Linked DNA regions of Mus musculus: all the other regions are linked to region 1. Evidence: chromatin loops called from intact Hi-C (ENCODE). Cell type or tissue: heart. All regions are shown on one strand.

Evidence for each region. Hi-C counts contacts between places; a loop is a spot of excess contacts. Peaks named below come from ENCODE experiments on the same cell type or tissue, not always from the same donor. Only the 100,000 strongest peaks of a DNase experiment are listed, where the experiment ranks them.
Region 2: a loop joins it to region 1, with 3 times the contacts of the local background. A loop is called at or near these places in 19 of 42 quality-filtered maps.
Region 3: a loop joins it to region 1, with 2.3 times the contacts of the local background. A loop is called at or near these places in 8 of 42 quality-filtered maps.
Region 4: a loop joins it to region 1, with 4 times the contacts of the local background. A loop is called at or near these places in 3 of 42 quality-filtered maps.
Region 5: a loop joins it to region 1, with 1.8 times the contacts of the local background. A loop is called at or near these places in 8 of 42 quality-filtered maps.

The regions. Positions count from the first base shown.
Region 1 is chr14:79,299,301-79,304,300 of GRCm38, forward strand. It overlaps Rgcc (regulator of cell cycle), which reads right to left and starts at 2,335. Exons shown (of 5, transcript NM_025427.2): 1 at 2,149-2,335; 2 at 1,415-1,600. The coding sequence starts at 2,197. In heart, CTCF peaks have their summits at 2,260 and 2,465; DNase peaks (open chromatin) are centred at 133 and 2,361; H3K4me3 peaks cover 2,155 bases; H3K27ac peaks cover 1,658 bases; H3K27me3 peaks cover 2,195 bases.
Region 2 is chr14:79,121,705-79,126,704 of GRCm38, forward strand. All of the region lies in intron 37 of Vwa8 (von Willebrand factor A domain containing 8), which reads left to right. The region is part of intron 1 of Gm30970 (a long non-coding RNA gene); the gene reads right to left. Among named protein-coding and RNA genes, the nearest start is that of Gm30970, 11 kb to the right of the region's middle. In heart, a CTCF peak has its summit at 3,027 (motif pointing right); a DNase peak (open chromatin) is centred at 3,287.
Region 3 is chr14:78,667,731-78,672,730 of GRCm38, forward strand. All of the region lies in intron 2 of Dgkh (diacylglycerol kinase, eta), which reads right to left. Among named protein-coding and RNA genes, the nearest start is that of Gm30716, 19 kb to the left of the region's middle. In heart, a CTCF peak has its summit at 2,445; a DNase peak (open chromatin) is centred at 791.
Region 4 is chr14:79,226,185-79,231,184 of GRCm38, forward strand. All of the region lies in intron 1 of Zfp957 (zinc finger protein 957), which reads right to left. Among named protein-coding and RNA genes, the nearest start is that of Zfp957, 19 kb to the right of the region's middle. In heart, a CTCF peak has its summit at 1,947; a DNase peak (open chromatin) is centred at 1,977; H3K4me3 peaks cover 72 bases; H3K27ac peaks cover 79 bases; H3K27me3 peaks cover 3,424 bases.
Region 5 is chr14:78,674,017-78,679,016 of GRCm38, forward strand. The region is part of intron 2 of Dgkh (diacylglycerol kinase, eta); the gene reads right to left. Among named protein-coding and RNA genes, the nearest start is that of Gm30716, 26 kb to the left of the region's middle. In heart, a CTCF peak has its summit at 2,620; a DNase peak (open chromatin) is centred at 785; H3K4me3 peaks cover 480 bases; H3K27ac peaks cover 630 bases.

The DNA.
Region 1 (5,000 bases):
AGGCTTCACTTGACTGCTGAGAACAAGTGACCAGGTCATTGGCATCAAGACGCAAAAGTTCTAAATGGAAATGAACAGCTCACCAGCCCTCTTCCCTCCCCCTTCGCCCCCTAAGTCACGTGGTGATCTGTGTAGGTGGCTAAGGAAAATCAAACCAGAGCTTGGGTTTCAGATTCAAATCCTGACCTGGATGTCAAACATCATCCCTTCTCAGGAGGACAGCTCAGGCTCAGAATCTTCACCTAGTAACAAAGGAAAATGTTTCTAGATTTCAAAACAGCAATGTGACTTTTACTCCCAGAGTTGGGGACAGCACAATTGGTGATGTCTGAGCCTGTATCTAGGGACTAAGGGCACAAGAACAAACAGAATTTAAAGTTCACATTGAAAAACAGTGAATAAGCCAAGATTTGAAAACAATTATATAATAATAAATAAAAGGTCACCAAATTCACTGTTCTTGCAGGTCACTTGAGTTACTGAAAACTAACTCTCTCTCTCCCCCTCCCCCTCCCCCTCCCCCTCCCCTCCCCCTTCCCCTCTCCAGAGGCAATGTGGAAAAGGTTACTAGGATGACCTTCTGTGGGTAACCTGGAGGGTGGGCGTGCCTGAAACCCTGTACTTGAACTCAGCAGCCCAGCGGGAGACTGTTTCAAAAGTGCCTGGAGTGGCGAAAGAGCCTGGGAGCTAGGCAGAAAGTGAACGAAGTTATTTCAAGCATTCCAAAAACAGCAGCTTATGAAACCATTTTGGTTTCACAAATGTTTCATTCTTGTGCTCACTCGTGTCCTCATGTTCCCCAACACCCATTCTGGAAAAGGAAAGGGAGGGTGCTGTTGGTCTAGTGTTTGCCTAGCGTGCAAGAAGCCCTAGGTCTGACCCCCAGCATTGCCTATAAACTGATGTGCCTAAATGTGGTGGCATTGCACTGTCACCCCAGCACCCTGAAGCCCGAGGAAAGAGGATCAGAGAGGTTCGAGGTCACCCGCAGCTACATAGATCACCTTGGGAGAGTCTCAAAATAAAATAAAATAAAAAAAAAAAAATGAAGAGCGAAGAGTGGGTAGAAAGGCGGGAAAAGGTTGGAAGGCCTGGCTGGACTCCCAGGAGTTCTGGCTGACTGCACAAACCCTCAGGCCTCATGGTACACACCTGCCGTGACAGGTAGACCCACAGCTCTTTAAGAGCCACCCACCCACCCTCGTACCTCTCTCCCCAAGAACGCCTTAATGACCCCCGCACATCTGGGCTAACGACTCAGAAAGTCAACTCTTCAGGCATCTCAGAGCCGTGCAGATCCCCGGGTCTGACTTTCCCCAGATGTCGTGCCTCAGTTTAAAGATAACCCAGGTGAATCTAGAGCTTTAGGAAGCCTGAGTCTGAGGATTACTGACTTCAACAGGGCTTCACTTACTCTCCGAGTCGCTGAAGCCGCTGCTGTCGCTGACGCTGGCGCTGCTGCGCCGCTTCATGCGCTCTAGGTGCTCCTCATAGTGGAAGTGGCGCTCGTGGAAGGGCGACGCGAAGTCGGCCAGCACCGCGTCGAACTCGCACAGCACGTCGGTCAGGTCTGCAGCGGCCGCGGAGTCCATGGCCGGGGCTAGGGGAGGGAGGGCACAGAGGGCATCTGGAGGGGCGGCCAGCGTTCCCTAGAACTCCACTCTGCCTTTGCCAGTGACAGCCACGCAGTCAGTTACTCCGTAACCTCCCAACCACCCTCTAAAGCGCCTGTCACCAGACACGGAGGAGAAGAAGCCTCCGTGGGTTGAGCTGAAAGTCTGGAAGTCACCTAGCCCACCCCACGCGCTTTCCTACTGTTGCCCACGCTCGCTCCCTGGAGCGCGTGGCGGCGGGAAGTCTGAGTCAGCAGGCACCCGTTACGTGTCAGACTCCGGTTCCTTGTCCCGCGTGGAAAACCAAACTAAACCTGCATCGGACGAGCGATCCGGAGACGGGATGCCAGGGTGATGGAGGACAGAAGGGTGGGCAGTGGAAGAAGACCTTAGCGACCTCTGTTCTCTCGCCCCTACTTGCAGGCTCCAGCTCTCAGGGGCCCCGGAGCTGAGAGTGTAGCTTAGCGTGGACGCAGTCCCTGGCTTCGATCCCGGGGCGCAGAGGTGGAGAAGACACCTCCAAATAGGCACTCACCTGCGGCCGCGACCGCCGCGGGACTGCTCTGCGCTGAGGGCGGCTTCATGGAGAAGTTGCTCAGTGACACGCGTAGCAGAGATGCTGCGAGGTGTTGGCCCTGGTGGCTGCCGCCTGCACTGCAGTCTGCTCCGGTGCCTCTGCCTTGCTCCTTGCCGAGCCTGAGCGCTAGCTACTCGCCTGAGCCGCGCCACCCGCCGGCTACTCCGTCTTATAGCCACCGGCAGGGGCGGGGCGGGGCGGGGCTGCTGAGTAAGTCCCAGACGACCTAGGGGACGCCCCTGTCCCTCCACCCCCTACTCCCGGCACCGCCCTAGCCACGCGCTGGCCTCTGAAGAACCGCAGTGACGGGTGTCGCCGGAGTCCAGGATACCGCCCCAAATATTTACCCGCCGCTTTCTCTACCACCCTGACAACCCGACCCAAGGAAGTGTCTTTGCGGGCATCAGAGTTCTCCAAGAGTTTACCCTGTTTCCCGCCTTCTGGCTGAGCCTCCTTGAGCCTCATCTATGAAATGGAACTGCACATGCAGAAAGCCTCCTTGTTTGCTGCAAAAATAAAGGAGCCAAGGGCCTCAGTAGCCTCTGCAAAGAACCAGTCCTCCATCTGACTTTTCTCAAGGAATTTATAAGGTTGTGCGTGGACAGAGTGGACAGCTGAGGGCAGTGGGTTGAGGTGAATGCAGTCTTCAATTGAGATGATCTTTGAGCGCAGAGTACCACATGGACAGATGCATTCTGGTATAGGGTCCGTATGATTGAGCGTCCATCCTTAGCACAGCCCAGTAGAATTCCTGCCTCAGGTGACCAACAGCCCTTTGCCCCAGGTAGTTATTAAACGTAAAATAAGAGGCCTGCTGGTGGCCTGCGCCTATAGTCCCAGCCCTAAGGAGGATGGTAGAAGGGGGTCTAGGCAAGAGAGTGGAGATTTGAGGACTACTGCATGAAAAGAAAAGAAAAAAAACCCTACATAGTACAATCCTGTCTGTAAAGAGTTTACTGTGCACGCATGAAGATCCAAGTTCAAGCCCCAAAATCCACATTAAAAAATCCAAACTAGATGGACACCACTTATAATCCCAGCCCTGAGAGGCAAAGGCTGGCAAATCCCTGGGACTCCCCAGCCAATCCCAAAGTGAGAACTCCAAGTCAATGAAAAGCTGTATCTTAAAAATGGAGGTGGGCAGTGCCCAGGGAATCGATCACATTTGCGGTTGACCTCTGATCTTGTCCGGCACAACATACGCCTTGTGTGCATATATGCACATGCTACACACACACATACCACACACACACCACACACACACATACACACACACACACACACACACACACACACACACACACACACCACTAAATTAATGTAAAGTAAGGGGCTAGCTGGGGCCTGGGAATATGATTTAGCAATAAAGTGCTTGCCTAGCATGGGTGAGCCCTGAGTCTGAAGGCTCATCCTCAGACCTGCAAAAGAAAATAAATAAATAAATGTAAAACAATCAAAATTGAATAAAGTGAAAGTTTTCAGTCCAGACACCAGACACTTTCTTAACTACACCAGACACTTCCTTAGCTATACTAGACACTTTCAAGTGATCAACGGCCATCATCACAGAATCTTTGGATGGTGTTATGTGAGGACATCTTTCCCCAGTGACTCCAGCCTTCCTAGGTGTCAGAATGTGGCATGCACCAGGTCACTCCTGACAGCCACCCCTGAATAATATAATCATTGCCAGTGGTCGGCAGGTGTGAAAACTGGAATAGAGCAGCTAAGGGGCTTGCCTACCCCTTAGTGGTTTAATAGAAGGCAGGCCTGTCTCTTTTCAGCACCACTTTGAAGTTAGCCACACCCTGCCTCCCTAGGGTGAAGAAGAACTAAGCAGTCAAGGGTGGCACTGAGCCCCAGAGCAGATAAGCCAACAGCAGCAACCAATCTGGGAGGAGCAGCCAAAAAAAAAAAAAAAAAAAAAAAAGATGCCAATTACCTGTTCAGTTAGTGCGTGGAACACAATTCATTTGTCCACAGTTCACCTGGTGTGAAATTGGGTTGCCCCCAGCCCATCCTTACACACATCTCAGTGCAAAGGCCTCACTCAGTGCTGCACATGTGTTGATTTCTTCCCTAGAACCAGGTAAAGGTTTAAACCCTTGTTCTCCAGAGCCTTCTGGCTGGGCTCCATATCCTAGGGCCTTTTATGCCCCCCCCCCCCACCTGACAGTGGTGACAGAGATAGTCAATGACCTCAGTGTTCAGGTGCAACCCGTCCCTCAGGAGGCACGGGGAGCTGTATCCTTCATCTCCTCACTGAGACTTACCTAACTTCCAGGTTTCAAAAGCTCATTCAGTCATTCAGTCTCTGGCTGCAATGGCCTCAAGAAAAAGACTTGATGTCTCCTTTAATTTCCAACAGGAAAGTCAGGACTTCTAGTGCTGTAAAGACCCGATCTTTATTTTAACCGGTCTCTCCCGTAGATATGCTTTGCTATCATATAATAAAATATCACAGGCTAGGTAATTTGTGAATCACGGAGATTTCTTCCCCACTGTTCCGAAGGCCAGGCGGCCCAAGATCAAGACTCCCACCCAGTGCTGTCTGGTGAGGGCTTGCTGATTGCTCACAGGGCGAAAGGAAGGAAAGAGCAAACGGCGCCCCCTTCAAGCCCTTTGGTAACCCTTACTTCCATCTGGGAGAGCTCTATTCTGGTGACAGCCAGTTCACAAAGGCCCCGCTGTTTGACAGGATCAAACTTGCAATGAGATTGTAATGTTCAGGCCACCCCAAGGTCTGACATAGTCAGACCATAGCCACCTCTTCTCTGCACACTGCTGGCCACTCTTTTCATGAAACTTGT
Region 2 (5,000 bases), 180 kb before region 1:
GATTTGTAGGATAAATAAATAGGGTTGGGCCGCTGGTTAAAACAGTAATTCTCCTTATGCATTTGAAGAAAAAAAGCTATTATCTATGTGTTTGCAGGTTCATTGTGGAATCAAAAGTTGTGCAAGATGAAGGCACACATTTGTATCTTAGCAAAAACAAAAAAACCATACCAGGGTGTTGTAGCACACCTCTACTCCCAGGACTTAAGAGGTAGAAAGATGGTCTGGAATTCCAGGCCAGATTCAGCTACATAGTAAGTTTGAGGCTAGCCTGGGCTACATGAGATTATGTCTCAGAAGGAAAAAAAAAAAAGACAGAATGTAAGATGATGTTTAATAGGAACATTGATTTAGTTAACACTAACTTAAGCTATAAATGGTAATTTCCTGTCTCATAGAACCAGGAAATCCCAGAGTAAAAGTGTCCAGCTCATAGCTAGGAGTCAGCACGCATGAGAGCTGTTCTTCCTCAGGGCTAGCTCCTTTCTCACATACTCACCATCAAGTGGCACCACGGCTCTTATGAGGCTTTATCGTTGCCAGGATAAAATTTGCCAACTTTTTCTTTGCTGTTCTGAATACATTTGCATTTAGTGAGCTTCACCCAGTTTTTCTTTTTGATGCATAGTTGTATGTAGCCCAGGCTAGCCTCAAACTGGCTATCTATCCAAGAAAGACCTACTTGATCCTCTTATTTCTGTGTCCAAGTATTGGGATTACAGGCATATACCACCACATCTTGTTTCTGCTATACTGAGAATCAGACCCTTCATACATCTTACATATATATATATATATATATATATATATATATATATATACATATAAACCATACATACATACACATATGGCTTTATACATGCCAGACACTCTATCAGCTGATCACAGAATGAGCTACTTAAAGCTGAGTAATTCTCATTGCATTTTATTTTAGGAGTGAAGATTAAGCTGCTAAACTCAATACATTCTTCATTGCTGGTGTGGGTTGGGCAATGTTCCCATAAAGAACACTCTCCTATACCCCTCCTGGAAAATCTTATACTTACATAGGCCTTGTGTTAACCCAAAGGAAAAGCACTATGCTCGATTGAAAACCATCTCCTTAACCACACTGAATTCCTATTGATGAAAATGTACCACCAGAAACTGCGGTGTCCTGGCCTGGCTTGGAGGGGCCCATAGTGTGGAGGAACTGTCTCGTGGCTAACAGGATCTACTATTGCAATGGTTGTTCTTCCCCTATAGCTTCTGGATTGGTGGTGGGAGTAAGCTGGGTTTGTTGTAAAAGTATGACAGGAATTAGTTAACCATTCTGAAAATAGCTCACTTCTCGCCAATGCCCAACTCCACGACAGATGCCTGATGCTTGCATGCATGGATGATGTGTGGCAAATAGAAGTATATTTTAATATTTATTTATGTATGTGATTTTTTCCCTAAAACTCCAATAGAATGTCCTTTAAAAATAGATCTCGAATTTTCTCCTCCAAGTTTATCACTACATGTTCTGATCTTCTCTAAATGTGAGGGGAATCTGTTTGCACTGACATGCCTTGAATGAGAACGGGGCACGGGGTCACGTTATTAGGAGTCAAATTCTGTTTAGGATTTCTGCCCTTTGGGAATTTAACCGTTTTGATTTTGGTTTGCTTTGGTTTGTTTGTTTGTTTTTTTTTTTTTTTACCTTCATAAACACTGTGTTTATGAAGTCTTTTTAATTTCTCTCTGTGTTACATGTGATACCTGTGCCTATGTGTCTCTTTTTCATTAACTGCTTGAAAGTAAAATGTACATATCCTTTAGTTCTACATACCGGAGTATTTCCTCCCCAGGCACATGGCATGGCCTCCATCCAGACCTCAAGCTCAGGAATGTGAGATTGATACAGTGTAGAAGCCTTGTCCCCAGACCGTATTCAGCTCCAGTGCCCAGTGAGAACAGGAAGGAGTTGAAGAGCGGCCTCTTTGGTGTCTTTCTGTCTCATCAGTTCCTCATTTTGCTGGCTTTCATAACTGGTTCTCTGTGGTATTTTGAAGACCACAACCTGTTGTTTTGTAAAACATCCTTTGATTCGGGACCCAGAGTACGAATTTTTGGCAGGAAAGTCACTGACAACATGGCTCCGTTCAGTGTGCCCTATCCGGCACGGAGAACTGGTCCACCGATGGTGAGGTGGAGGTGTTCTCTCCGATGGGATTCACCTGGAGCGAGCGCTATTTCCCATTATGATTAGGATGGGTGTTTGTGGCGTGTGTTCCAAACCTGTCAATATTCATCCATTGTTTTGGCATTCTCTGCGTGTACGAATACAGTGATGGTTGCCAAGTGGTGATGTCTTACTCCACCACTCCTCCTGTCCACACTGGTTGGCATGCTAAGTTAGAAAGGCCCTCCCTCCCTCCTCTGTCTGTATGATGGCCCCTTGGCTGTTAGCCCCAGGTAACAGGTGTATGGCTACCCTTATTTGCCTTGCTGCTCTAGTTATCCCTGACTCTTAAGTCAGCATTTGAATACAAAGGGGGCATCTGTAAACTTACTTTCACTTAGCTGCAGGTTCGCCAGCTTCTCCATGGGGTATTCTCACACACCCCATTCCAGAGCTGTGTTCATGGAGTGCATCTTGATAAGGCAACATTCTGGAGAAGTTCCCCAAATAGGATTCTTATCCATACACAAACCAGTGAAATCCAGAGAATCACAGAATATTCTTTCATTTACAGCATTAGAAAAAAAGCCTAAGGAATTGGTGGTAATATGGCTACTACCACATATGTTGAACATTATTCTTAATTATAATAGTATTTCTTTTATGAACAGCACCACAAGAAAAACATCCATTCTCACCTTGATGTTTCTTGAAGAGACACTTGGAAATATTTTTGCCTCTAAGCATAGGCTAAAGCCTAAAATAATATAATAACCTTTAAAATGTCATTTTACCCTTATTTATCTTGTTATATTTAAGCACTAACTTCTAAATCACTCCCAATTTATACTTAACTAAAATTATTCTGCTGACCACAAGAGGGTGTCAGCGAGCTTAAAACAGAACTGCCTCAGCCTAGTCAATGTTAGAATTCCATCTCCTGAGCAGTTCCTGTCAGTTTAGTCTTGCAGAACTGTAGTTAAAAAGACAGACATGGGGAGGGGTCCAGTGATCCCTCTGTCCTTTCATCGGCATGACCGCATTGGGTGCCTCTCTTTGTCTGCTCTCACTAATATCCAGGCTCCTTGGTTACGTGATTAGGATGGGTGGCTGACCCTGGCTTGTCAGGGCACACCTAAGGACGGCAGCATTATGACAGTCACAGAGGGATAAAAAGAAAGGGTGTCTGTCACCCACAACAAATTGACTCCAGAAAGAGGGGAGAATGAGTGGTTCCAGCAGCTTCTGAAGTCATTTTACTCTGGTGACATTTTTCATAGCTGAACTACCATGTGCCTCTTGCCTCCTATTAAAACTCTACCCTCTGTCAAGGCCCCTCAAGGTAGACTTGGAGAAGTTGATAGATTTCCTTGTCTTCATCCCAGTATTGCCACATTGAATAATGCCTGTTTTCTGCTTTTACTATTAGTATGGCTTCTTTAGTTAGCTTATTGAGGACAATTGACCAAACCTGGCTTGTTGGGTACACAAGCCATGACCCTTAAGTGCAATAACGCTCGTCCTTTATAGCCGGGTCATTTTGAGCTGCTTAGCCCCTCCCTGGCCTGCTTCTTTCCCTCGGAAGCATGCTATCTTTTTTGTGGGAGGTGCATGTATGCACACATAGAGGCCAGAGGTCAAGGTGAGCAGCTCTTATTTAACCTGGAGCTCACTGATTCAGCTAGACAGCCAAGCCAGCAGCTCCAGAGACTATCCTGTGCTGGGATTACAGATGTGCACCAATCGCCCATGGGTTCTAGGGGACTGAACTTAGGCTTCATGGCAAGCACGTCACCAACCGAGCCATCATCCGAGCCCCTGAAGTGTGCAACCTCTGAATAAGCTGTCTCTGCTAATGTCACCCTCCCAAAAGAATGACAATTAAAAAACAGTCAGTTGGCTATCTGCACTAGAAGAGTTTTGACCCTCAAAGGAAAGTCTTGTATGAGAAGCATTGTATGAGGTGGCATAACCTGAAAGATGGGACACAGTGTGGGTCCTGTTGAAGCCACAGGTACAGAGAAATGTCCTCCAGCCTGTAATCCAGGAAGGAGGTCCTCGTTCCTGAACCGTTAGCACGTCTCCCTGAGGACTCATGCCACCTCTTAGGACTTAATTTCTTTTTCTATAAAATCGGGTATATTATAATCTTAGCAGGGATATACAAAGAACCCCTGTCTCAAAAAATCCAGAAACCAAAAACCAAAACGAAAAAGAAAAAGTAAGAAAGGAAGGAAGGAAGAGAGAGAGAGAAAGATCATGATAGCCACTACTTTCGGTATGTGCTTCTCTTTCCATTTTGAGGTTTAAGTAATTTGGCCACAGTTGCTGTGCTAGTGAAGAACAGAGCTGTAATTTCAGCCTGGTTCTCTCTGCTGTAGAAGCCTATGGGTCAGTCCCTTTCCTGTTGCTGTGGCAAAATGTCTGACAAGGGCTCATTTGTGCTCGAAGTTCAGCGGAATTCAGGTTAGTGGTAAGGAAGTCGCAGCAGCAAGAACATATGGCTGCCCCATTCTGTCCCCTGTAGGAGGGAGGGAGGGAAGGCTGCACTCAGCCAGCTTTCTCCTGAGACATCAGCCATGGGATGCCCACAGCTCACATTCAGGGCAGGTCTTCCCACTTCACATAACCAAATCTAGAAAGTCCCTCGCAGACACACCCAGAGGTTTGCCTCCTGGATCAGCGATTCTAGATCACTGGTTCTCAACCTGTGTGTCAGGACCCTCTTAGGGGTCACATATCAGATATCCTGCATATTATATATTTACATTACAATTCAGAACAGTAGCAAAATTACAGTTATGAAAAGGCAATGAGATAATTGTTTTCCATTGGTTGGGGGTCACTACACCAT
Region 3 (5,000 bases), 630 kb before region 1:
TGTAGCCTGGCCACTTATAACAGTGGGTCCCTCCAAATGCGGCTCACACAGGTGACGCAGGGAGGCAAAGCAAGTGGGGCCCTGCAGCTGCTCCACAGGGCTTCCTGGCTATGGGAATTCCTATGACTGCATCTCTATTTAAGGAAAAAGTTCAACTTGCAAAACACAAGCATAGTATACCTTAGGCTGAACCAACACTGGGCTGAGGAGTGGGGTACACCTACCCAATACTGAAACACGAGGAAGCTCAAGAAAGCAGGATGAAGAGAGCCTCCCAGCATCTAGGGGACTCCACCCACCTCTACGTAGATCCAAAGAACCCCCATCATTTTGTATGCAACACTGGAAACTGTTAAGATATCTGTGCTTAAATGCAAATTAATATGTTCTAAAGCAAAACGATAGTGACTGTATAATATAGTCTAATTACCCTTTATACAAAATGCCCAGTAATTTCTAATATATTATTTTACTTACACTGGTTTATAATTTTCTTTTCTTAAGAAAAGGCATAAAGGTAAAATCAGATGGAAAGTAATTATATTCTGTGAATACTTATTTAACCCCTAAGATGTTCATTCTGCTCTTAGTATGTATCTTCTCCATAGAGGTTCATGAGCATAAATTTCTAATTAGAGAGATAAAACTGCATTGAGAAGGTACAAAGTGTCCATATCTCTTATAAACATCCTCTTTCCTACTTTACAACGAGCTGCAAGAGATCACCACTAGGTGGCAGTGGTGTTACACTAATGCTCAGTCCTGCCTTGGGAAGATGGTGACCTTTTTTCTGTTATGTAAATCCTTGTCTGCGCTTTATGGATAGCGTGAGGGAACTGTCATAAAGGTGATAAAACCTCGGCTGGGTGTGGTGACGCACACCTTTAATCCCAGCACTTGGGAAGCAGAGGCAGGCAGATCTCTGAGTTCGAGGCCAGCCTGGTCTACATAGCAAGTTCCAGGTTTGTCAGTACTACACACGGGCCTGTTTTTAAAAAGAAAAACTCTCCTTCTAATTCTGAATTAAATTCTTCTTTATCAAACGCCCCTACTTATTTCTAAGAATAATCCTTTTTCCCACACATGACATTTTGATGTAACCGCTTTCCCATGTGGCCACCATGATAAAGCTGTTTTGATGGGGGCATGTTGATGGGGCCTAAAATTAACTACTGAACACTGTCAACTTTTTAACTAGTAACTCATGTGCTAAACAGATGACTCCGCACCTTTCCTGGCCCTCAGTAAACCTGGCACTCACCATGCTCCCAGGTCTAGTTCAGGGCTACGGAGGGGTTTGGGGTCACTGGGGTGGCCAAGAACAGGACAGAAAAGAATGAAGTGCAACGGAGACGATGGACAGACCACACACAGCACCGGGAGTCACATGCTACCATTCATATGGATGTCAGGAAGAGCCAGTCCTCTTTGTGTGTGTGTGTGTGTGTGTGTGTGTGTGTGTGTGTGTGTGTGTGTGTGTGTGTGTGATTTCTGGAATTTTAGTCATGTATTTCAATATTCTCAAGGTTTCTAGTTCTTCCCCAAGAGAATATCTAGGTCCTGATGACACAGGGATACTCATTTAGACATCTGCCAGCTCTCTGAATTCAGAGTCACATGGACTAATTTACACACAAATACACACACGGTGCCAGAAAATTCACTCAGAGATGATTTGCACGGGCAATATTTATACCCAAAAAAGATAAGCCAGTTTGTTTTGTTTTTAAGTAATGTAATTTCAAACACACACACACACACACACACACACACACACACACACACACACACACGGCACACATCCCACAATAGAAACGCATTTGATTGTCCTCTGTATTTAAGATGGGACAGAGGAAGAATCAGAGATGGAAGTCTGAGCAAATTACTGGATTAAGCTGCAGTAAACCCACCCAGGCCCCCACCACAGAGTGTAGATTGTTGACAGCAACATGTTCCCTTACCTGGATCCATCCCTGGTGGACTGGTACGTTTTATGTCAGCTTGTCATGAGAGTCTCCCAAGAGGAAAATCTCAATTGAGGAAAAGCTTCCATAAGATCTGGCTATAAGCAAGCCTGTAGGGCATTTTCTTAATTAGTGATTGATGGGAAAGGTCCAGCCTACTGTGGGTAGTGGCCTCCCTGGACTGTGGTCCTGGGTTCTATAAGAAAGCAGGCTGAGCAAGCCATGGGGAGAAAGTCAGTAAGCGGCCCCCCTCCATGGCCTCTGTGTCAGCTCCTGCCTCCAGGTTCCTGCCTTGAATTAGTTCCTGTCCTGACTTTTTCTTCAGCGATGGACTAAGACATGGTTCTCAACCCATGAGCTGAGTCTCCTTTGGATGCTTGAATGACCCTCTCACAGGGGTCACCTAAGACCGTCGGAAAACATATCTACAATTCATAACAGCAATGAGAATCATGTTATGGCTGGGGCTCACCACATGGGGAGCTGTATTACAGGGTTGCAGCATTAGGAAGGTTGGGAGCCATTGGACCACGATGTTAAAGCATCAAGCGAATAAACACTTTCCTCCTTAGCTGGCCTGTGGTCACGCCGTTTCTTTACAGCAATAGAAATCCTAACGCGGACAGCCGTCTTCTGCCACTCCCACTTGGGGACCTTTGCCTACTACTCCATCACTGTCCAGAGGAAACTTAGCCCCTGTGCTACTTCTCTACAGTGGCCTCATCTCCAGCTTTACAGCCACGCAGTCATTTTGTTAACGGACAGAGGTGCAGAATTCTGACCCCAGCTGGCTGTGGAGACCTTGAGCGAATCGATGACTCTGAACCTGGACCTTCTCTTCTTACGGATAATATCAACAACCACCACCACTAGCACATGGAGGTGCTGCTGAGTCCTAAGTGTGTTTCCTTGGTCTCTGCATCCTGAGCACACACTGCTGTCCTGACAGCGCAGAACCCTTTCTTGGGTCTTCGACAATCATTCCCTCTCCATCCACTTTCCTTCCTCTTCGTAAGTATTATCCAAAATAAAGTAAAAACCTTGACACTGCCCCATGTTGCAAGCCAATGCTCCCTTCTATCCCAGCAAGCCTAGGAAAGGCAGATGCTCCGCTGTCCTGTCTGTCACCTGTCACCTCACAGCACAAGTGTGCTGTGACTGCTCGCTGTCCTCTCCACTTTAAGGGAATACTCTTCATTGGCCATTTCCAATTATAGCCTGTGTGCAAATCTAAGTGAACTCCCTCCACGACAGCTCCAATCATCTCCTCTAAATATCTATGCATGCACAACTCCCAAAATAAGTTCCTGGCTTTACTCATAATTTTCACTGTCTGCACACCACCACCTGGCACTGCTGGCCCACCTTAGACTCAACAAGCACTTTTTATCCCATGTACTGTAGGTCTCAGGCTAGCAGAAAGCGCAGGCTTCAGAAGGTCTCAACTCTAATTCCAAGCTTCCTGTAACTAGGCAGGTACCTTCTGTGGACAATCCTCCTGCAGCCATTTTGCTCTTCTGCCCGGGGACCTCGCTTGTCAGCAACACCATCATCTCCCTAAGCACACAAGTCCTGGAACTTGCAAACAACCTTTCATCTTCCTTGCCCTCTGTGCCTTAAAATGCCATCAAAATGTCGCCTGCCAAAAGATGCCGCAATGTGTGTAGCTTCATTGTTTCTGGTCTAGTGAGGAAACTCCCCTGTGACCAGAAGCCAGGGAAGGGTCTCCTGAGGACACCAGAGCGCAAGCTCGCCACACACCACCGACACTAACCCTCAAACAGGCCACGCTCCCTCTCCGGTTGGACCCACATGTCTGGAATGAGTCTACTCTTAATTTTTTATTGAAATTTCATTTGGAATTGATACATAAAAAAGTATACCTTTTATAAGGTGTTTCAATACATGTACACATGTGTAAAGTTTAAGTCGGACTAAGCCACCTAGCACCACAAACACCTTCACAGTGAGAACGTATGCTCTCCCTCCAGCTCGGCAAGCTAGGAAGCACGCAGTCCTTCTCCGTGTCACCTGACTACGCAATGGCGTGCCAGGATTTCTGACTCTCCTCTAACTGTTTAACCACTTGATCAACCCTCCTCCCACCCCGTGTCCCCTCTGAGACACCCCAGGCTCTGGTAGCCATTGTTCTTCTGAGATCGACCCTTAGATCCGCACACCGCGCAGTCCTGCAGCATTTGCTCTCCGTGCCCAGCTGATTTTGCATAAATAAGACACCGATCCATCTGTGGGCTACAAACGGCAGGGCTGTTTGTGGCTGACTGTATTCCACTGTATCCTTCCTTGTACCACTCGACTTGTAATAAACTGGGGGGCGGGGGGGCGCAATTGGGGGAGGGAGCTCAAACACAATTTTACTAAAGGTTGGCAATAACCAAGGATCGGCAAGAAAGCATGTGGTCATCATGACAACCAAAATACCTAGTCCTCCGTGCCTATAAGCCCAAAGAGGGATGCTAATGGCTTTTTGTCTCAGGCTGTCCAGGAGAGGTAGACCAGATGTTCCCCTAGAAGCAAGAAGTGTCAGAAGCACAGGGCCACCACATTCAAGGTCTACATGCAAATCCTAGAAAAAAAAAAAAAAACTTCTCTTGCTCCCCCACTCCCCACTGTGCTGGTATAAACAGGAATGGCCCCCAGAGACTCATCTATTCGAATGCATGGTCCAGAGGGAGTGTCATTATTAAGAGCCTTGTTGAAGGTGATGTGGCCTTGTTAGAGGAAATGTGGCAATGTGGGGGCGGGTTTTGAGGTCTCCTGTGCTCAAGCTATGCCCAGTATGGCACACAGTCCCTTCTGCTGCAGATCAAGATATAGGATTCTTAGCTCCCTCTCCAGCACCATGTCTGCATGCATGCTGCCATGCTTCTCTCAGTGATGATCATGAACTAAACCTCTGAAACTGTAAGCCAGCCCCCAATTAAATGTTTTCTTCATAAGACTTGCTGTGGTCATGGTGTCTCTTCAGAGCAATAGAAACCCTAGCTAAGATACTATCTATAGCCTGTCCTCATA
Region 4 (5,000 bases), 73 kb before region 1:
GCTCAGACACCCTCCAAAAGAGAGCTGAGGAGAACTGCTTTCTCTCTACTTGGCAACTACCCGAGGCTTGGCCTCTGAAAGCCAGACACGGTTTCTAAATGTTCACAGCAACTGATAAAATAAACACCGGCAGACTGTCATCCAGGGCCTTAGCAAACCAGATTCTGTCATCTCCCTCTGTCTCCTCACACCCTCTCTTCAGAGTATTCTGAGGCAAATCCCAGGCATCTTTTCTTTCATTCACGAGTATTTCCAAATTTGACTCTAGAAGCAAGGTGTCTTCAATGATGAGACTAACTCAGAGAGTTTGAGAACTCTAACCCAAGGGAAAGCCACTCAGTGGAATGTGGCATAGATGAGAGGGCACCAGGCTGGCCCAGAAGTTCAAGTTCCCAAGAACATGAAGGGACCGGAAGAAGAGAGAATGATAAACAGACACCAGGAAGATTCCTGAAGGTGACAGCTTGAGAGCAGCCACATGCTACTCTGCACCAGTCTTCCCGTTCCGAACTCTTCCCACCAGAACCACAATCTACACGTGTGTGGCCCAGGTGTGCCTGAAGGTAGAAAGAATCTTACCATTCATTTCTACCCCAAGACAGCACAGACTATAGTAAACAGCTCACCACAGAAGGGGTTAGACACCCAACAGCCACAGCCACAGCCACAGCCACACTGTCCCTCCTGCATTGTCACTACCCACAATACCCCACTCAGAAGAGTTCCTAAAGGACAGCAATTGCGCTTGAATCCCTCTCTATGTGCATAGGCCAGGGCCTCTAGACCTCGGCAGTACTCAGTGAATCAGAAGGCCGGTGGGTCTTTGATGTGGGTGATTAAGAAGCTGCAGACACGGTACCCTGGATGCTGTGGCAGTCCTAGCAAAGATGTCTGCGGACATTGCCAACTGTCCTTTGGAGGCAAAGTCGCCCATCCTTAATCAGCCTCTACTCTATATTTATAGTAAGTACACTTGTGTACTTGTAGCTTTAAAAAAAATAGAATTGCTTTATTCTATATAGAGAATATATTTATATTGAGAATTTTTAAGGACTGGAACCCAAGCTCTTCTGACGAACACTCACTTGCTCATTAAGGTCATTATAAACCAAGCCAGGCCCTGACAGCACCCTCCCTCATCTGGAAAGGGGAGGGGACCACTGCCAAGTTCTAGGCGTGCTGAAGTCTCAGGCTGGTGGGTCTATATTCTAACAAGGAGACACTGCTTAGACACTGTTGCTTCTCAGTCTAGCACAGTGGTTCTCACCCTTCCTAATACCGAGACCCTTTATCACAGATCCTCACATTGTAGTGATACCAACCATAAAATTATTTTCATTGCTACCTCATAACTGCTACTACCACACACACACAAAGGGGTTTGAACCCACGGATTGAAAACAACTGCTGTAACATCTATTATGTTGTAGGAAGCAAGCTGAACTGTTCCACTGACTTGAGATGGGTGCACAGAACTAAATCTTCTGTGTTGACATCACTGTGGAGGCTGTAGGTCATCTCACAGGTGAGACCCAATCCAGGAGCTAGAAGAAGGAATACCCCTTGAGGAGATTTGGGGAGTCATTTTCCACCCAACATCACACAAACCTTTGGGGTTTTACTTTAGATGCCTGTATGCATCTCCATCCTCTCCCTGTCTCTTCTCTAAGAGAGAGAGAAGCTCACTATTGTTTTTTAACCTAAAAATTAGATGATGACTAAATTTTTCTCCCTCTCCAGAAGCCAAGAGGGATTCTAGCCTTTCTCACAGATTCCTTGAGTAGAAGCCATAGAATTCCTTCCTCTGTTACTTTACTTTGCTATTCAGAGGCTCCACACCCAAGGGTAATTTCTTCTGTTGTATCCACACCTATCTAACTTGGATGTTTGTTTGAAAAAGAAAGGTGGAGACCATCCACATTTAGTCTGTGAGATGCTGGCCTCTCGTGGGGACTTCATGTCCCGGGACAGGATGGACTCATTTTATCACGGAGCTGAGCTCATTACAGGCAGGAAGTAACCAAGGGACTCTGTTGACATTAGCAGACTAGAGGTCCTATCAGACCTTCGTGGCAGATTCCTTGGATTTTAACACAATTATGTTCCATGAAGTATTTACTGAATCAATGCTTTCTCATCTGTGTGGCCCCAATATTGGTTTATTAACACTCTGAGATTTGTAGTGGCCCAGGGCCAAACACTGGGCATTTTGTTTTCTGTGTCTAGGGCTTTCTAAGTTACAGGGACTTGAATCCAGGTTACACGTGGTGAGTTGCAAGGCGGTTCTGCCAATCTAGACAGTCACCAGGGGTGCGTAGCACGCTTGCTGTCTACCTGGGCTGGATGCAGGGAGTAATATGGACTGATAGATTAATAGAACAGACATGAGGTCAGGGAGACCCTAAGGCAGACAGATCTCTCCCCTTTCACTTCATCTGGACCAACACAACCACCCCACCCCACCCCCCTATCTATGAGCCAGGAAGCTTATATAGGCCCAGCACCTAACAGTTTCATTTCAGCTATCCCTGACTTGTTTAGGCTACGATTAGAGATGTGCTGTGGTCTCGCACACTCCCCTACCAGGAGAGGAGAAGTTTCTTTAGTTTATATTAGCACTCTAAACAGCAGGGCCTTAAGCCAGTTTATAGTTTAGGAGTGGGGGATTCTGTCTTTCAGACTACAGGCATATCCCTTGATCAGTCCACTTGTGAATAGGGCTAGGAGACAACCATAGTCTCTTAGACCTCGGGTTCTTCACCTTCGTGTGTCCTGTGGATAAGGCTAGAAGGGAATAGGGCGCTTTCAGGAATAAACACAGCAGAGATTTCTGGGGTATCAGGGGAAAATAATGAGACCAAGAGCACAGGCAGGGATGAGAAGAGCTAGTCAGACACTGGGCACGGATTGCGGGGTGTTTTGTCAGGTCAAACTGACTGCCTCTTCAGTTGACTAGAATATGCCTCTTGGGTAGAGGCTGGAGACTCAGGAGAATAAAGAGACTGTCCCAGTCTTGGGCGATGGAAATGGAAGCCACTAAGATTTCTTCAGGCCCCCCATTGGCTGGCCTCCTGGACAGCTGGAGTAAGTTAAACCCCAAGGACTTAGAAAGAAAACTTTAAACTTTCTCTCAGCTTGTGTGAGGTGTAAATACCCTCTGGGGGATGGTGAACCGTGTCCCCCCAGGGAGGGTGCTTAATTATAATACCATAATTCAATTACAGCCTTTCTAAGGGAAGGAAATAAACAAGAGGGAAAGGTCCCTGAAATTTCCTATGTCCAAGGTTTCTCTTACCTCAGGACCACCCAGAACTCATTATAAACAACAAACCCCTGCAGGGTGGACTTGCAGACCCTATCGAACAGGAATGCCAAATGGCTCCAACGACATGGCTGTGAGAAAGACCTCGTCCATGCTGAGAAAGACTTTCCAATGCGCTGCTCTCAGGTCACCCGTGCTCTCTAAGTGAGCCTCACAAATTCACTGGTCCCCCAGTGAGCTTTGCTGAAACTGAACTTTGGTTTGTCATTGGGACCTTATGGAGAGGGGATAGATGTGGCTTAATCCCCCTGGGAGAAAACTCTCACAACAGGCAGTCAATGTATTTGCAGGTGTTATTAGGTTGCCATGGTATTAAGAAACTAGTAAGATGTTGGGGTGTAAACCTGAAAATATTTTTAGTAAATAAAGATTTGTATATGAAAATTAAGATGGCTGGATTTTTATTTTCTCAGAATGGGAAAGAAAATTGAACAGCTTATACAAGTTACAAGGGTCTAAGTAAATTATTTAAAAGTTATGCAAAAGGGGAAACAAAGAATATATATGTGTGTGTATATTTATTTTATATATGCATTTATTTATATATGTATATTTTATATATATGTGTAAATATATGTGTGTGTGTGTGTGTGTGTGTGTGTGTGTGTGTGTATGTGTGTGTGTATACAATTTCTAAGGACAAACTTTAGAACACTAATACCAAGCCTCTGCTTAAGTGGAGTTGTCACAAGTTATTAATCTACTCTATCTAACAGGTTTGGGTACTGGCTTAGAAAATGTATGTCTAATCAAGATTTACTTTAAAATGTTACACTTCTACTGAAGCTTTATCTAAATATTACACAGAAGTTAAAAGCGCCAGACTGTGATGTCACAACATGCCTTTAATCTCAGCATTCGGGAGGCAGAGGTTGGCAGATTTCTGAGTTCAAGGCCAGCAAGGTCTGCAGAGTGAGTTCCAGGACAGCCAGGATTACAAAGAAAAACCCTGTCTTGGAAAAAAAAAAAAAAAGTACAATACTACTGAAACTGATCTTTTGTGCACCCAATAACCATACTCAGAGGTCTATCACCGACGTGTTCAGGGAGATGAAAAGGGAGAAAATTTTTACCCACTTAACTTCCCAGCTCAAGTAAATCGCAGGAGGCTATGGTGTCCTTCTATACTCGCCGTGGGAAGTCACCTGTTCTCTCCCTCAGGAGGCTGTGGCGTCTCCACTAGAAGGACTCTCGCTAGTTGTCAACACACGAACACCCTTTTCCCAACACTTCAAAGCATTGGTCAGCCAAGTGCTTTGGTTTCCCCTCACATGGAGGTAAAAGGCAGACTAGAGAAGCCAGAAGTTCTCTCCTGCTCAAGGGAGACTTCCTGAGGAGGACCAGACCCTCACCTGGCCTTGAAAGTGATTAATTTTGGCCACCTACAACCAGCAGAAAAATCTAGCCAAGGTTAAGGAGATCAGTGTCCAGGCTAGGTACCTGGGTACAGTTGCCATACCTGTGAGACATGACAGCTTATAACTGCTCCAGACCCAAGGGATCCAACTCCCTCTTCTGCCCTCCATGAGCACTGGGTGTACACGTGGTGCACATACATGCAGGCAAGACACAGACATCTTTTTAAAACAATCAATATGTTAATATGTTCAAATGTCAAAGGCCTGCAGTCCTCACACATAGGCTTAACCATGTCAAGTGTTATCTGGACGACTAGTTC
Region 5 (5,000 bases), 630 kb before region 1:
ATAAAAGACTCGCCAGCAGGCCCTCTCCTGGCCCGTGGAAATCAGACTGGTGTGATTAAGAAAGCCCAGCTGTGTCCCCTGCAGACTTCTTTCTGGCATGCATGCATGCATGCAGGCAGGCAGGCAGGCAGGCAGGAGTCACTACAGCAAGCATTTACAGGATCCAGTGTCTCTGAAGCCTCCAGAGACTATGGATCAAGTCAAGAGAGCCAATGACTCTTATTAACTTTCCATGTAACTTGAGGTAAGCCAGGCTCATTCCTTCCCAGCTGGACCTCAAGACACATCTTGGGCATCTTCAAGATGTGGAGCTGGGCCCTTACCTAGCATTAGGTGCCATCCCAGATACCGGATGGGAGAGCGGGAAATGGTATCATGTTAGGGGCTGCAAAGCTCTTCTAGGCCATGTGGGTGTTGCTATCACATACTGTTTGTTCTGTCTGCGGCATTTGGGGACCTCAGACCGAACTTCGGCAGAACGAAACCCATTTCAATAGCATCCCATTACAGTCCTTTTCTCAGCATCCGGCGTGTCTCCCTCTCCTACAGATTCCTCTTCCAAAGTCTAGAATAGGTTGCATTTTTCCACTGCCACATTTTTAACCTTGCCTTTAAGAATGGTCTTTTCCTTCCCTGCCCTCCGCCACCCCCACTGCTCTTCATTCTTTCCCGCTCCTCTTCTTTCACTTGGCTGTGATCTTTCCTCTTCCACCTTTTTCCTGTCACTGTTAGGCTCTGACTCACAGTCCATACCACTGCTCTTCAGGCACCAAGCCAATCTTTCTGAAGCTCTCGTCCAGAAAGCTGTGTCAAGCCCCACCCACCAGGTCTCTCTGTAGAATGGAGATGATCCTTAGCCAGGAGTGTCCACCGGGGATGGTGGGTGGTGACACCGAATCTGAATTTTCTGCCTTACTCAATTAAACAGACACGCTTGGCCAGCGATGGGAAAGCTCTCCACTCATCAAATGACCCGGCAGGTTTCGGTCCACCTTCATTCGGAATTGTTCTTGTAAGAAACTGTCTCTTCTGTTTTGGCTTTTGGTTTTCTGAGAGAGTGTTTTACCCATCTCAGGCTGGCCTGGAAGTCACTATGTGGCTCAAGCTAGCCTCAAACTGTAGCAATTTTCCTGTCTCCGCCTTCTGAGTGCTTCAATTCAAAGTGGGAAGCCACCACATCCAACTCTGAGAAACTTTCCCTAACTGTACATTCTACAGGACTGTAGATCAAGAATGTGAAGAGTTTAAATTAATGAGCTGAAGAGGCTAGTCTTGGCTTGGGGACAGTATGCATATATGAAGAGTATAACTGATCAGTGAACAATATGTACGTCGGGGACAGGACAGGATGGGACCACACAGCATGAATACACAAGAGGGAAGGGCAGGGACCAATGGAGGCGAAGGTCTGAGGCCATGATGAGTTACAGGGAGATCGGAAAGGTTAGGGGCAAAATCAAAGGGGTCAGAAAGAAAGCAAGGAAAACAGTTACAAGGAAATAAAGGTTTGCTTTGGCCCAAAGCTCTGTGATGGACAGCTCACAGCTAATGGCTGGGCCTACTTTCCCACACAACAGAGTTAGGTAGGGGTCTTCATGTTTGGGTGATTTCTACATTCAGTCACAAACAGTTGGTTGGCACATAGTTGACCCCACCTCCCCCAAAAATAAATACTTGCTTAATAAACAAAACATCAAGCTTTACCCTTGCTAACTAGGGCTGATTAACAAACAGCGAAGCTGCTCTCAGCCTTAGCACTTACATATCAACTACTAAACCACACTCAGCCACTCTCCGCTGTTTCAGGTCATCAACCAAGTCCACTGGCCCATCCTTTAGGCTGCCCTAGAATCCTGGCCGATACACCATACCCCGGACATAAGAGGGTCCAAATAAAAGTATGGAGATGCTAGAAACGTATGAGCAGACTGGAAACATTACACGGGGGTCACTAAGAAGCCTTCATAAAGGAAAAAGAGACACAGTGGGGTCGAGCTAGAAATGGCTAAGAAAGAGCCAGGGACCTCCTGGTTACTTACAAGTCTATGTAATGGTTCCATACAAAGCTATGGTTACTTATAAATTCTATGAACTGAAAGGGGGTGGGGGAATGAAAAGATGAAGAGCTCAGCCTTGAATAGGTGACAAAGGCAACCCACAGGCAGAGACAACAGCCATCCCGGCCCACCACGGCTTCATGCTTTCATCGCTTTTACAAAGGCAAGGTTCTGATGAAATACTACACGTAAATCGGGAAGGGAAGAGTGCCATGCTAAAACATATAGGCAAGGAAGACTGGAAAGGCCTCAGTACCCTAAAAACTGTCTTAAAACACAGCTCCACTGTAACCACACATCAGCAAACAAAGCTTAACTACTCACGATTATGAGTTTACGATATTAAACTAATAGTATGTTTTTAATTTTTCCAAAATCCATATTTAAAACTACTGGTTTTACACAGGTTTCTTAGCTCTCGACACGCTCTCATTCCTTCAAAGTTCCAGTAGAGAGGTTTCTGGGAAAGGCAGAAGATTATGAGGTTCAACAAAATCAGAGATCAAAGTTGAACCACTTACAAGTGGTGAAGCAGATACAAGAATGAGGACTGACTTAGTGCAGCCACACAGTGGCAGTGTGGACAGCTGAAAGCCAGCCCACTAGAACAGACGATCCCCGAAGGACTCAATACCTCACAGCACCAGGTACCTCTCGTGCCGGAGCAAGGAACTAGGTGAAAGTCTGATTTAGGGGATAGGGGAGTTTTGGGATAGCATTTGAAATGTAAATGAAGAAAATATCTAATAATATATATATATACATATATGTATATGTATATATATAAAGAAAGAACGAACCTCTGTCTTCCTCCTCCCTCACCAGCACCCGCCCTCCCCACTCCTCTTTTCTTCAGCTCTGCTTTGCCCCAAATGTCTGTCTCCCACAGCAGAACAAGGCTGGGGGCTTATTCTGGAGAGAGCTGAATGGAGAGAGTCTAGAATAAAAGACTCAGAAGTAACTAGAGGCAGAGGAGTAGTGCTGTGTAAGTGTGAATAAGCCAGTACCCTGGACTTGCTATATAACAAACCTTCAAGATGACGGTAGCCAGGATTGCAATTTGCTATTGGAAAGCCCTTTGGGACCTGACAAAGCCAAGGGCGGAGATGTCAGGGGTTGTCAAGGAAAAGCCTAGTCAGGTTATAGAATGAAACACCTGCACCTCAAACAGCTTCAGAGGTCCAGCTTCAGGGGTGGTGGTTCTACAAGTAAGTGTGTGTGTGTGTGTGTGTGTGTGTGTGTGTGTGTAGGTCCAGCTTCAGGGGTGGTGGTTCTACAAGTAAGTGTGTGTGTGTGTGTGTGTGTGTGTGTGTGTGTGGTGTGTTTAGTGTGTCTGTCTGTGTTTACTTCTCTATGCGTCTGTGTGTGTGTCTGTGTTTATTTCTCTATGCGTCTGTGTGTGTGTCTGTGTGTGTAGTGTGTATGTGTCTGTGTGTTTCTGTGTGTAGCATGTGTGTCTGTGTGTGAAGTGTGTGTCTCTCTGTGTGTGTATAATGTGTGTGTGTAGTGTGTCTGTAGTGTGTGTGTCTGTGTGTATGTCTCTGTGTGTGTAGTGTGTGTATAGTGTGTAGTGTCTGTGTGTGTGTGTGGGTGTGTGTCTGTGGGTTCCATATCCATTGAGTCAACTGACCACAAGTTGAAAATACTCTGGGGGGGAAAAAAAGCATTTTTAACTGAACTTAAAATGGCCACTCTTTTGTCACTGTTCCCTAAACAGCCACTACTCACATACCATTCATTAACACCCCGTGATAGATATGAGTAATGAAGAGATGGTCAAAAGCTCATAAAAGGGAGTGCCTGGGTTAACATTCTATAACATTCACATTTTATAACATACATTTGATCTTCTGCAGACCACTTTTTTTTTCCTTTGCATCCTTTAGGGAGCATTAAAACCAAGCCCACATAGATGCTGAAGTATGATAACCATCGCAGGAAGCCCTGTGTGCACACACACAAATGTTTGTATATTTACCCAAAGGGAAGTGAAAATACAATAGAAAGGTTGCAAAATAAAGTCAAGAACTCTCCTAGGAAGCACAATGAAAAGGGAAACATGCTAGAAAATGGGGAGTTGGGGAGAGACTGGGAAGGAACACGCAATGACAAATCCAGGAGGGCCAACGTCCAAACAATGGTAATACCACACAGAATAAGGAGAACAAACAGAAGGAAGAAATAACTCAAGATGATTTCCCAGAACTGAGCCCTGAATGGGGAGAAGCCCACACAGTGGATGAAAATAAACCCACACTGTGAATTCTGCTGTGAAGTTACAGATCCCTGAGGAGCAGAGAAGATCCTGAACGCTTCCAGAGAGGAGGATGGGGGAGGCGCTCCGTGGCTTCACACAGCCAGCCTGCACTGGCTTTCTCCGTGCTGGGAGCTAGACAGCAGCAGAGAGTGGCTTCAGGGTTGCTACAGTGCTCTGAGCAGAGGCAGCTTCCCACTGAGCAGGGTTTTGTTTGTTTGTTTTCCTTGTCTAACAGCATGCTTTCCACTTCCTGCTTTCTTCTCCTTCTTTACTGGCATGCATCCTGACGACAAGTTCTTTCAAGCTTAAACCCATTTGAGAGAAAAGTCAGTGTAAGAGGAAATGTTATCTTCAAACATGGAAGCCCACAGTACACGGCTCCCTCTTACCAGAGGCTCAAGCCATTGAGCCTCAGTAGGTTTGGCATTCTTCCTTTCCCAGATAATTCCTTCAACTCCATCTCCAATAGGCTCCCACCTTAAAAATCCTATTAGGAACATCCTCTCCCAGGAAGACAGCAAGCTTGTCCAGTGTGTAAATCCCACAGAGCCTTGAAGGCTATGCAGTACATTGTATCTCTATAACCGAGAAGAGAAAGAGCTGGCAGGACCGGAGAGACCGAGCAGTTCACTTCATCAATAAGATACATATTAGTTACTTTCTAATGCTGTGATCAAACACCTGAT